3 separate regions of the Homo sapiens genome follow, and regions 1 and 3 are each linked to region 2. A link is a contact called in ENCODE Hi-C or POLR2A ChIA-PET data. All regions are on one chromosome and are shown on one strand. Each heading gives the region's core, a stretch centred on a gene start or an enhancer-like site at or near the end of the contact. The rest is flanking DNA. Distances are from core to core; before and after follow the strand shown. Region 1 has its middle 18 kb from the start of LINC02639. Region 2 overlaps LOC105376360 (a long non-coding RNA gene). Region 3 has its middle 19 kb from the start of KLF6.

Evidence for each region. Hi-C counts contacts between places; a loop is a spot of excess contacts on that map. ChIA-PET counts read pairs that join two places held with the same protein, here RNA polymerase II (POLR2A). Pooled maps may share reads with other maps.
Region 1: a pooled map shows a loop between it and region 2 (7-fold over the local background). The contact joins two enhancer-like sites. A Hi-C loop is called at or near these places in 3 of 37 single-sample maps with no recorded cell type and 10 of 50 pooled maps.
Region 3: a loop to region 2 is called in a map of OCI-LY7, with 5 times the contacts of the local background. The contact joins two enhancer-like sites. A Hi-C loop is called at or near these places in 1 of 168 maps with a recorded cell type or tissue (OCI-LY7), 7 of 37 single-sample maps with no recorded cell type and 11 of 50 pooled maps. POLR2A ChIA-PET finds 5 or more read pairs at or near these places in 4 of 52 experiments (AG04450, GM12878, OCI-LY7 and 1 more).

The regions. Positions count from the first base shown.
Region 1 is chr10:3,850,502-3,853,754 of GRCh38, forward strand. No RefSeq gene overlaps it. Among named protein-coding and RNA genes, the nearest start is that of LINC02639, 18 kb to the left of the region's middle. RefSeq lists enhancers at 666-1,022, 1,731-2,930. Within about 2 kb of position 1,995, at least 37 of the 41 ENCODE cell types and tissues checked have a DNase peak (open chromatin) inside an H3K27ac peak, as active enhancers do.
Region 2 is chr10:3,622,454-3,625,719 of GRCh38, forward strand. All of the region lies in intron 1 of LOC105376360 (a long non-coding RNA gene), which reads left to right. Among named protein-coding and RNA genes, the nearest start is that of LINC02669, 120 kb to the left of the region's middle. Within about 2 kb of position 1,483, at least 7 of the 41 ENCODE cell types and tissues checked have a DNase peak (open chromatin) inside an H3K27ac peak, as active enhancers do.
Region 3 is chr10:3,802,235-3,805,449 of GRCh38, forward strand. No RefSeq gene overlaps it. Among named protein-coding and RNA genes, the nearest start is that of KLF6, 19 kb to the left of the region's middle. RefSeq lists enhancers at 1,187-1,498, 1,595-1,906 and a cis regulatory region at 1,266-1,433. Within about 2 kb of position 1,342, at least 10 of the 41 ENCODE cell types and tissues checked have a DNase peak (open chromatin) inside an H3K27ac peak, as active enhancers do.

The DNA.
Region 1 (3,253 bases), core at 745-3,244, 230 kb after region 2:
CCTTATCGGAAACATATTTGTCTGGTCATGACTGACTGTTGGAATCTGTCTGGAAGCACACATGGGAAACACCTGGTATACCTGGTACCTGGTGTACCTTGTATTACCCTCAGGGCTACATGGATTGTGTTGAAAGCTGTCTTTTAACATGATGCCCATCTTTGGTTGTGATGACTTATTTTTTAGAAATTAGTCGGGTTAAAGTGAGCCACACTTCTCCATGGACATTCAGCATATAGGATGTCACAGCAAGGAACACAACTGCAAGTTAGGAGCTGGCATTGAGTCAGGGCACGGAGCAGAGGCTGTATCTCGAGGAAAAACAGTCGGCGTGAAGTTGTGTGAAGGGGGCATAAAAGTGACTCAGAACTCCGTCTGATCGTGGAGGACTGAGAGGGCAAAAGTTCTTGCTTGGCGGGGCGTGGTGGCTGATGCCTGTAATACCAGCACTTTGGGAGGCCAGGGTGGGTGGATCACTTGAGCTCAGAAGTTCCAGATCAGCCCTGGAAAGTTGGTGAGACCCCATCTCTACAAAAATTAGCTGGGCGTGGTGGCATGTGCCTGTAGCCCCAGCTCCTAGGGAGGCTGAGGTGGGAGTATTGCCAGAGCCCAGAAGGTCACGGCTGCAGTAAGCCAAGATGGTGCCGCTGTACTCCAGTCCGGGTGACAGAGTGAGATCCTGTCTCCAAAAAAAAAAGATTAGAAAGTTATTGCTCAAGTGATATTTCCATGAAAGTACAACTTAGTGACAAATTACCCATTATTTGAACGCTACAACTTTCACAGAACAAGTTGGACAATGTGTATAGAAGCAAGTTTCTTAACAAACAAGCTATATTACTTAGGAGTAAGGAAGGGGAATGTGGCATCTCATTTCAGACTCTTAACTTCCTCTTTTGAGTCTGACACATCTTCTATATTTTCTTAAGGCCTCCCAGAAGCAAACAGGCAAGGCTGGAAAAAGGAAGTTAAATAGTGATTTGCTCAATTTGAAAGAAACATAACTTTTTCACATGATACCAAACGTTTCCCAAATGAAACACTCCCTACCCTGCCCCAGCATGCAACTTTCCAACTAAATCTGGCCCAAGTAAGTCGTCTCATCAGCTGGATTAAATATACTTTCTTCATCTTTGGCTGGGTCTTACCAAAATGAGTGATTCAACTTCTTAGGAGAGATTGCTGCAAGGGTTACACCAACAGATAAATATGGGAATTTCTTTCACACTTGCTCGTTTCAGACCAATAGCAGAGCTAGGTAAACAGTGATCTCATCTTCAGTCACACAGTTTTGCTGACATTACAAAGAAAGGTGTCAACACAGATTTAAGGTGGCTGTCAACTTACTGAGTCCATCATTTTGGCTTTTGAGTTTTTCACCATAGAGAGCTAACTGAGAAAAACGAAAAACTTTTTTTTCTACTTTTTTTTTAAACTAGAAAAGCAATGGCTGCTCCTTAAATATATGTAAAGAATAGAAAGAAGAGAGAAAGGTACTAATGTATCCCACCACCTATATGGAAACAGTATTCATATTTCTCCTTGATTCTGAAACATTTATGATCTTTGCAGGGAAATTTTTGGTATGTTTCAGGTAACTGTAGATGAGAGCTCTTTCTTTTCAATCAGTTCTGAGAACTTGATATCTTAAGTGGTTCTTTAAGTCCAAAATATTTCAGTTGAGTTAAACTTTAACCAACCTAGGTGATTAGTGTATATGCTCTAAAACCTTGCGGAACACTTTGTATCAACAAATAACACAAACCCTGAATTCCTGGAGCATGTATTATGTTTATATTCAAACATAACCCTGAAATGTGTTCTTACTCTAAGTATCTCAGACACATTCTTCTTATTTGAAAGCTTCGTGTATTACTCAACAACCTCTAACATATCTCAGCGATGTTAAAGACACATAGAGAAGAAATGACATCATGAAGCTGATTCTGTTCTTTCAGCTTTGTGTTTAGCTAATGCTGAACAGAGCGGTGAGTCATGCAGTCCTGTGACCAGCCAGGCGCTTTTCCAATCAGAGTCTGTTAAGATCTTTGACAACAGTACCTGTAGTTGTTTGAAGAGGAGGTTTCAGTAGTGACCTGTACCCTTGGTAATAACAGGCTTTATAGGTAACAAAATGTGTTCTCTGCCTACTGAATAACAAAACACCAATCATGAGATAACGCTTAGTAAAGCTGACTCATTTCCTCCTTTACAGATGAAAGGAGTTGTCCAAGAAATGACTATCTCAGAGGGAAATTTTCCTTCAGGTCATTACGTGAGTCTCTTTAAAGCATGGCGGACTGTAGCATTAGGTTTTCAGTTATTAGGTATATTAAAAAGTAAATTTTATTATGAAATAATATCATACATTTAAAGCCCGGTCCGGTTTTATCTTGAAATATGTGATAACTCCTGGTTTCAGATGCGATTCAGAAGAAATAGGTTGACTTGTATCATCAGGTGTCCAGAAGATTAAAATTTCTGTTTTATTAAAATGTGGAATTCACGTTTGTTTTCAGCCAAGCAAGGTTTGGTGATTCTGCAGCTGTCACCCTCAGCATCTCTGTAGGACAGCCTCTTGCCCCTCTTCACCCAGGTCTGCAGGAGGGTGGCAGCGTGGCTTGGGAAGGCTGGGTGGCGGGAGCTCAGAGGGGGTGCAGTGTTCCCACCACACAGCGGCGGCTCAACTGCCCAGGCTGTGGGGTTTCCAGCTGTGTCGTGTTGACTTGAACCGACTCAGCAGGCGGTGCCCTCCTGGAGCACCTGAAGCCTCCAGAGAAATATGATGGAAAACCAAGAGGCCTCCACCTCCCTGACTTGCTGCGACCTCCTGGGCTTTGCAGCCAGGCTGCTTTCGTGGATGCAGTCCTCGAAGCTAGTTTGGAAGACATTTATTTTTAAATATACAGGAAGCCAAATACGTTGAGAGAAAAGCCGCCTAATGCATTCCTCTGTTCATCTCCAAAGTCATAGCTGGTTTTCTAGACCCGATTTTCATCAGACTTTCCAAAGACAGAAAGAGTCTCCTCTACATAGGGCTTCCTTCTTTGCCTTCATCTGTAATGCGAGCCTTGCCCTAGGTTGCCTCTCTCTCTCCTTGCTCCGCCTGCTTCGGAATTCTCCTGTCATTTCAACAGTGGTACCAAGCTTTTTGTTGTTAGGAAATCACAAATTCTGAAACACACTCAACTGAGCAGATTTAAAAATAACCTAGGCTTCTCTACTATTTGGGTAAGGCCACTTGCTTGTTTGG
Region 2 (3,266 bases), core at 233-2,732:
TCATATGCCATCCAGGTTTGCAGCCTAGGGGCACAGGCTACATCATACAGCCTAGGCGTATAGTAGGCTATGCCATCTACATGTGTGTAAGGACACTCTATGATGTTCACACAATGACAAAATCACCTAATAGCACATTTCCCAGAACATGTCCCCAACATTAAGCAATGAATGACTGTAGCTGAAAAGGGTAATTTAACAACGGAAAGCAGTGGGTGGCAGTCAAGAGTTCTAAGAAGTCCAAGGTGAAAGTGCTCTGTGAATAGATTGCTGGTCTCCTATTTTGCTTTTTGAGCCCATCTGTGCTGTGCTTTTGGAAAAATGTTGTCAGTCCTAACCTCCAACACTCTCAGTGCATTTGGAGCAATACACTTCTGGTGAACAGAGAAAATACCATATTCTGCAAGTGAGATTTTTTGTCTCCATTCTGTGGTTATTCTTTATCCAACAAAATGAAGTTTTAGAATTTAAGTTAATGAACATTTATTGTGGACCTAGCTTACAGAGTAAAGGGACAGATGAGTAAAAGAGTCTTTGCCCTCAAGAGTTATGAAACCTGAATCACAAGAGAAGTATAAAAAGGGACTACCAGAGAGTTCAGATGAAATGAGGTGCATAATGAATGTGCCTTCAGTGGGGCACAGATGGAGTTATGTGGGAGGGCATGGGGAAACTCTTAATGCAGGAGTTGGCCTTCAGATGATCCTTCAAGTGGGATGGTCATTAGAAGGAGAAGAGATCCCCAAGGATGAGCAATGCCAGTATCTGAGGCCAGATGGCCCGGAAAGGCTGGTGCTAGGGGGAGCAGCAGTCACTCTGTTTGTCAGAGCCCAGGAGCTCTTGTACAGAGGCAATGGCTGCACCAGCTGGTGGAACTACATTGCAGGAAACCTCCAAAGCCACACAGGGTTCATCTGCTTTTCAAAAGGCAAAAAAGGACTGGTGGGAAGTTTCTGAGCCAGAAGGAGACAATATCAGTTATATCTAAACCAAAATATTTTTAACTTGGTGCAAGGTTTCTAGATAAATCAGGGAACTGGATAATGAGTCAGAAAGAGTGCCAGGAGGATGTCAGCATCGCAGAGGTGCTCCCTGCTAACATCACATCCTGCACTCAATTTTTTTTTTCTTTAAATCACTGCTCGGGTTGTGTGGCATGTAATGAGAATGGTAAAATGCTTTGTTCTTATTACTGTAATTTCAATAACAAATATGGAAAGAAACAACGAAATGGCCTACACAATAAAAATAATTGTTAACCCATTTTACTAGCTCTGTGGCTAAATTATATTTTTATAAATTACAGTTCCAGTGGAGGCAAATGTGCTCGCAAGTTCCTTGTTAACAAGGTCACCAGTATAATTTGAATATTTTCCACAGCTGTTGCTCTCACACCTAAAGAGGGAAACAGCTCCAGCTATGTAGGGCAAGTGAACGAGAATGCTAATGAGTCTAACAGATTGGTTCAAAATAGAAGCATAAACCTTCAATTCATGAGGACACAACCGTTACGAAACCAAAGCCGAGGAGCTGGTCTGTGTTGAGGAATTCAACACTGCAACATCGTTCGAATATTTGACATAGTTCTTGACCCAGGCTTGGCAAAATTTGTCCACTATAAATAGAGGAAGGAGGGAAAAGTTTATGAGAGACCATATAATTCCATAAACATGAATTTCACTCTTAGAAGAATCCATAAAGAATACTTTGAAAACATGCTTTGTGAACGCTCTTTCACTGAATTACTGTGTAAAGCGTTTTGGCAGCAGTATCATGTTCTATACAGCAGAGCTAAAATTGCAAATTCACAATGATACAAGTGATATTAGGTAATTAAGACAATAAAGATTTATTTGATGATAAGAATCAATGGCTTGATTTACCAAATCAATTGGTTTACTATTTTGTTTGTTTAAGTGGAGATGAAGTAAACTTCCATCACAGTCCTTAATGATAAATCTTTATTGTTGCTGCTCTTTTCCATTCTATCTGCGTTGAGAAACTAGTTTTTGGAACTCGCTGTAAGAGCTGTAGAATGGGAACAGGCTGAACCACTGAGTAAGAGGGAAACAGGTTTTGCACAAGACGACGTGCAAGTGGAGGATCTGACGTGGTTTGAAAAGCCGTGGGGCTTTGACTAACACACTGAGGCATGGAGGAAATGCCACCAAATTCCTACCAAAGCACACTCTGAACATCGACATTATACTAAAGCGAATAATAAATAAGGGGCAAGAACTTGCAGGCACTGCCCATTTGCATTAAAGTCTGACAAATTCCTGCTCCCAAAGAATTCCTCAGGAAATGCATTGAGATGATGATTCTCAGATCAATTCCCTAGCATTCAGGGGAAAAGTTTTTTAAAATCACAAAATTAAAAAACAATGTCTTTCAATACTCCAGGCACTGATTTGAGATGTTACACTTTTTGAAGCCAGACTCGGTACTTTTTGGTATATTGGGCTCAGAGTCTCACTGGTACTAAGCTTATTTGATGCTTTGGTGTGTTGGGCACAGAGCTTTCCCTGGTATGTAGCTTATTTGTAAGTTTCTATAAATTGTTGCAAGTCAGCTGTAGGAAAAGCAGGCATCTTGAGAAGTCCTGGTAATTATTCCAGAGCACTAGGCTTACATTAAAAAATAAAAAAAAAACTTAGCCCAGAGTGTTGTGAAAAAGACCAATGGAGATTATCATTTAGCTACCTAAGAAGAGTGTAAAGAAAACAAATTATTATCCTAAAATACTAGTGATGATTTACCTAATTAATCTTTGACAGCTTGAAATGTGTCCTCAGCAAACGGTAATGTGGTAGTGTGTGCTCAAGGAACACTAGATTAATGAAGCACAGATATAAAAATTGCATCTGTTAGATTATGTAATTCTCTCTGAGTAATTTTAATTACTGGGTATTTCAGGACCTTCCAAATCTTCTTAGAACAAAAATGTCTTATTTTATTTTTAAGAAAACTTACTTTGAGTTTTCCATCACGCTAAATATTTTACTCATCGAGACCTTTTTTAAATTATAAGACTTTTTTTTTCTTTCTTTGATTTTGGCAGCATGGGAGAAGGAAGGTAAATGAACATAGAGAAGTTATCTAACAATTTGTTTTCATTTAACATTCAACAAGGGAGAGATTTGTTTCCTCTCCAGATTTTAAGAGATTTAAATAAGGTCGTTTATGTTCAGCTCAGTTAAGCTACTGATGATCATTCTGTTCTCTTGGCAGTAAAGTGTCCTCAGCCTATTATTTCTTTAGAACAA
Region 3 (3,215 bases), core at 92-2,591, 180 kb after region 2:
AGTTGCCCACAAGTCCTGGGGATCTACCAAAATGTCCCTCTCAACAGCGGTGACTTCCTGGTCTTGGGTGGGGGACAGTGAGCTGGATTGTGTCCCCGAAGTTCCGCTCAACCCCTCCTTTTGACTCGGCACTTGTTCTTCCCACCTGGTCTCAAACATAGACTATCTTCACAGACTTCTCGGCTTGGTTCCCCCTCCCCTAGAAAACGTCTTGGTTGGGAGTGGAGACACATACTCACACAGACCCACAACAGACACAACACACACAAACACACAGAGACACACACAGACACATACACACCCTGACACACACAGAGGCACACATATACATGTTCACACACATACACAGACACACACAAACTTAGAGACACACAGACACATACACACACTAACACATACACAGAGAGGCACACATACACACGTTCATACACATACATAGGCACGACACACACAACAGACACAACACACACATCATACACAGACTTACACAGAGACACACAGACACATACACACACTGACACATACACACGGGCACACACATATATATTCACACACATACACAGACACAACACACACAAAAGACACAACACACACAAACTTACCCACACAGAGACACACAGACACATACACACACTAACACATACACACAGAGGCACACATACACATGTTCGCACATATACATAGACACACACAGACACACACATTCACACACAGAGACACACACAAACACTAATATATACAGACACACAGAGACACACACACACAGACACAAACACACACAGACACAGACACACAGGCACAAACACAAGCACACTCGTTCATACCCAAGAGGGTCTCGTGGCTACTGTGGCCACTAGTTCATGAGATGCTGGAGTTTGTCAGCTGGCTGAAGGCAAATTATACCCTGCATGAGTTATCAGGTTGATAATTGCCATTACTTTTAACGCAAAAACCTCAAATACTTTTGCGCCAACCTAAAAGCTTTAGATTTATTTTCAAATAAAGTATTGTTGTGATTAACAGATTAATAAAAACATGCCAGGTCTTAGTTTTAATGATTAACTTTGGGGACTGAGTAGACAGTAAACATTTGGCTAGAATTTCCTGTCCTCAGATACCGTGCGATTGAAAGAAAATCCGCTTGGTGATGTGCTATTTATAACACTATTTTAAAAGGTTATCTTGTTCAAATGCAGCATGTGCTTAGGAGTTAAATCCCAGAACTGCCTGACCAAGAAAAAAAAAAAAGGTGCTTTAAAGTAGCATGTTGTCATAGTAGTGTGAAAATGTGAAGGTGCGACTGGCCGTATGTGAAATGAACGCATTCCCACAGTGACTCCAGCCTCTGGTGAGAAATCCCGAGTCACTCTCATGAGTCGAGAAGCCCTCACCAGATGGCAGGGCAGAGAGTTGCTTCCTCAGTGCTTTCAGGTAAAATCTTACATGACAGAGCACAAGAAAACACGTTACTCTAAAAAGCAAATTGACGGAATCTGTCATTAAAAAAAAACTAAAATTATACAAGACTCTTCATGTCTCAAGGAAAATAATGGAGAAGAAATGTCAGGCGCTGTGGTTTTTCTGAATAGATTTGAGCACATATGCACCACAAGCCATTTTTTAGGAAAGTCAACTTTTCACACATTTACAGAAATAATTTGCTTCAGATCTGCAAAGAAGGCTTGAAGCCACATGTGTTTTCTAAACTGCCAATCCACGATAATGTCTGGAGTATCTTTTTTTTTTTTTTAAATACCTAAATTAGATCTATGCAGAGTGTGGAAACAGCAGATAACTAGCAATACAGAGTTAGTAGAGGAAAAAAAAGGAACTTTCTTGAAGCGTCTCCCCTCCCCCAGACAAAGTAAAATGACTGTATTGTGCTGTTATCGACAGAGTTGCACGCAGCAAATGCTCGAATCATTTCAGAGATAATGAGACATTATGTTTCTTAGTTCACTATTTAAAAATATAAAACCAACAATTACAGATGGAAACTATTCATTCTGAGATTTATGGAGGGAAAAGCAGAAAAACAAAAAAAAAGTCCATGTCTTTCTAATGGCTGCGTATACTGCAGATAATTGAGCCACAGAAAGGGAGTTGTGTTTACAGAGAGAAGCCAGCGGGCAAGGAAGATGTGCTGTGGGTTTGGGCCTGGTTCTGACACAGTCTCAGCCTCAGGGAGGCCTCTGTGGCTTCTGTGCGTAGAGGCCACAGCCATCACCTCCCTGGGTCTCTGATCTTTCGTGGTCTTGCAATAGTTTCCAGCAGTGGGAGACCCCGTTACAAAATAAACGGTACCTCAGGCAGAGACTGATCTCACTAGGGAAGCCCATGATTGCAAGAAATGTCACACGTCTAACTACGGAGACAGGAAAGCCTTGCTATTTGAATCATTGAAGTCTGGGTGGGTGTACTAGTGAATATCTCATCATAGAATTTAAATGATCTTTCTCTATGTATTTTCAGCACTGTTCAGCAGCACAGGCATTGTTCTGGAGTAGCCCGTGAACTGTAAACAGATTCTCAGTATGCAGCAGGCAAATCGCCTTGGGTGGATACCTGAAACTTTAAGTGTTTTAAGCACTTGTCCTGAGATACATTTTTTAGATTATCAATTTGCACTGTGTAGATGTCAAAGCTTAATAGACAAAGACAAACTTCAGCCCAGCCCTGGTCATAATGAACAAAATTTCTGAAGTTAATAAAATCCTTAAAAAGTACATTATAATGTGTTTAAAAAAATCCATTTTTAGTTAATAGCAGTAATGCTACTATTCAGTGTTATAAACGGTTTTACAACCAGATTCAAACACTAGAATCTATGCCCTTCAAAAACATTAAACATGTATTTACTTTCATTGAAAAATACTCATTTGATTTTATTATATTTGTGAAAACATATTTTGCAGTATTTAAATATTGGCGTATTAACTGATAAATTATCTCCTGGTTCCTAGAAAACGTTCATTAAGATCTCAAAGGCTTTATCTGTATTTTACATGTTTCTCTGAAGAAAATGTATTATTTAGAAAACAAACAGTGTTGCCATGTGATAGGTTTTTTTTCAAATGAGACAACACAACGGAATAAAATATATGATCTGTAGCTGCTGAGGCTGAGTCAGTTCCTGTTTCAATAACAAGAGTGTCATCTGCTAAACTCTAACCAGCACAATTTGTCACCGTGGATGTGGCTTTATTTGTACATGT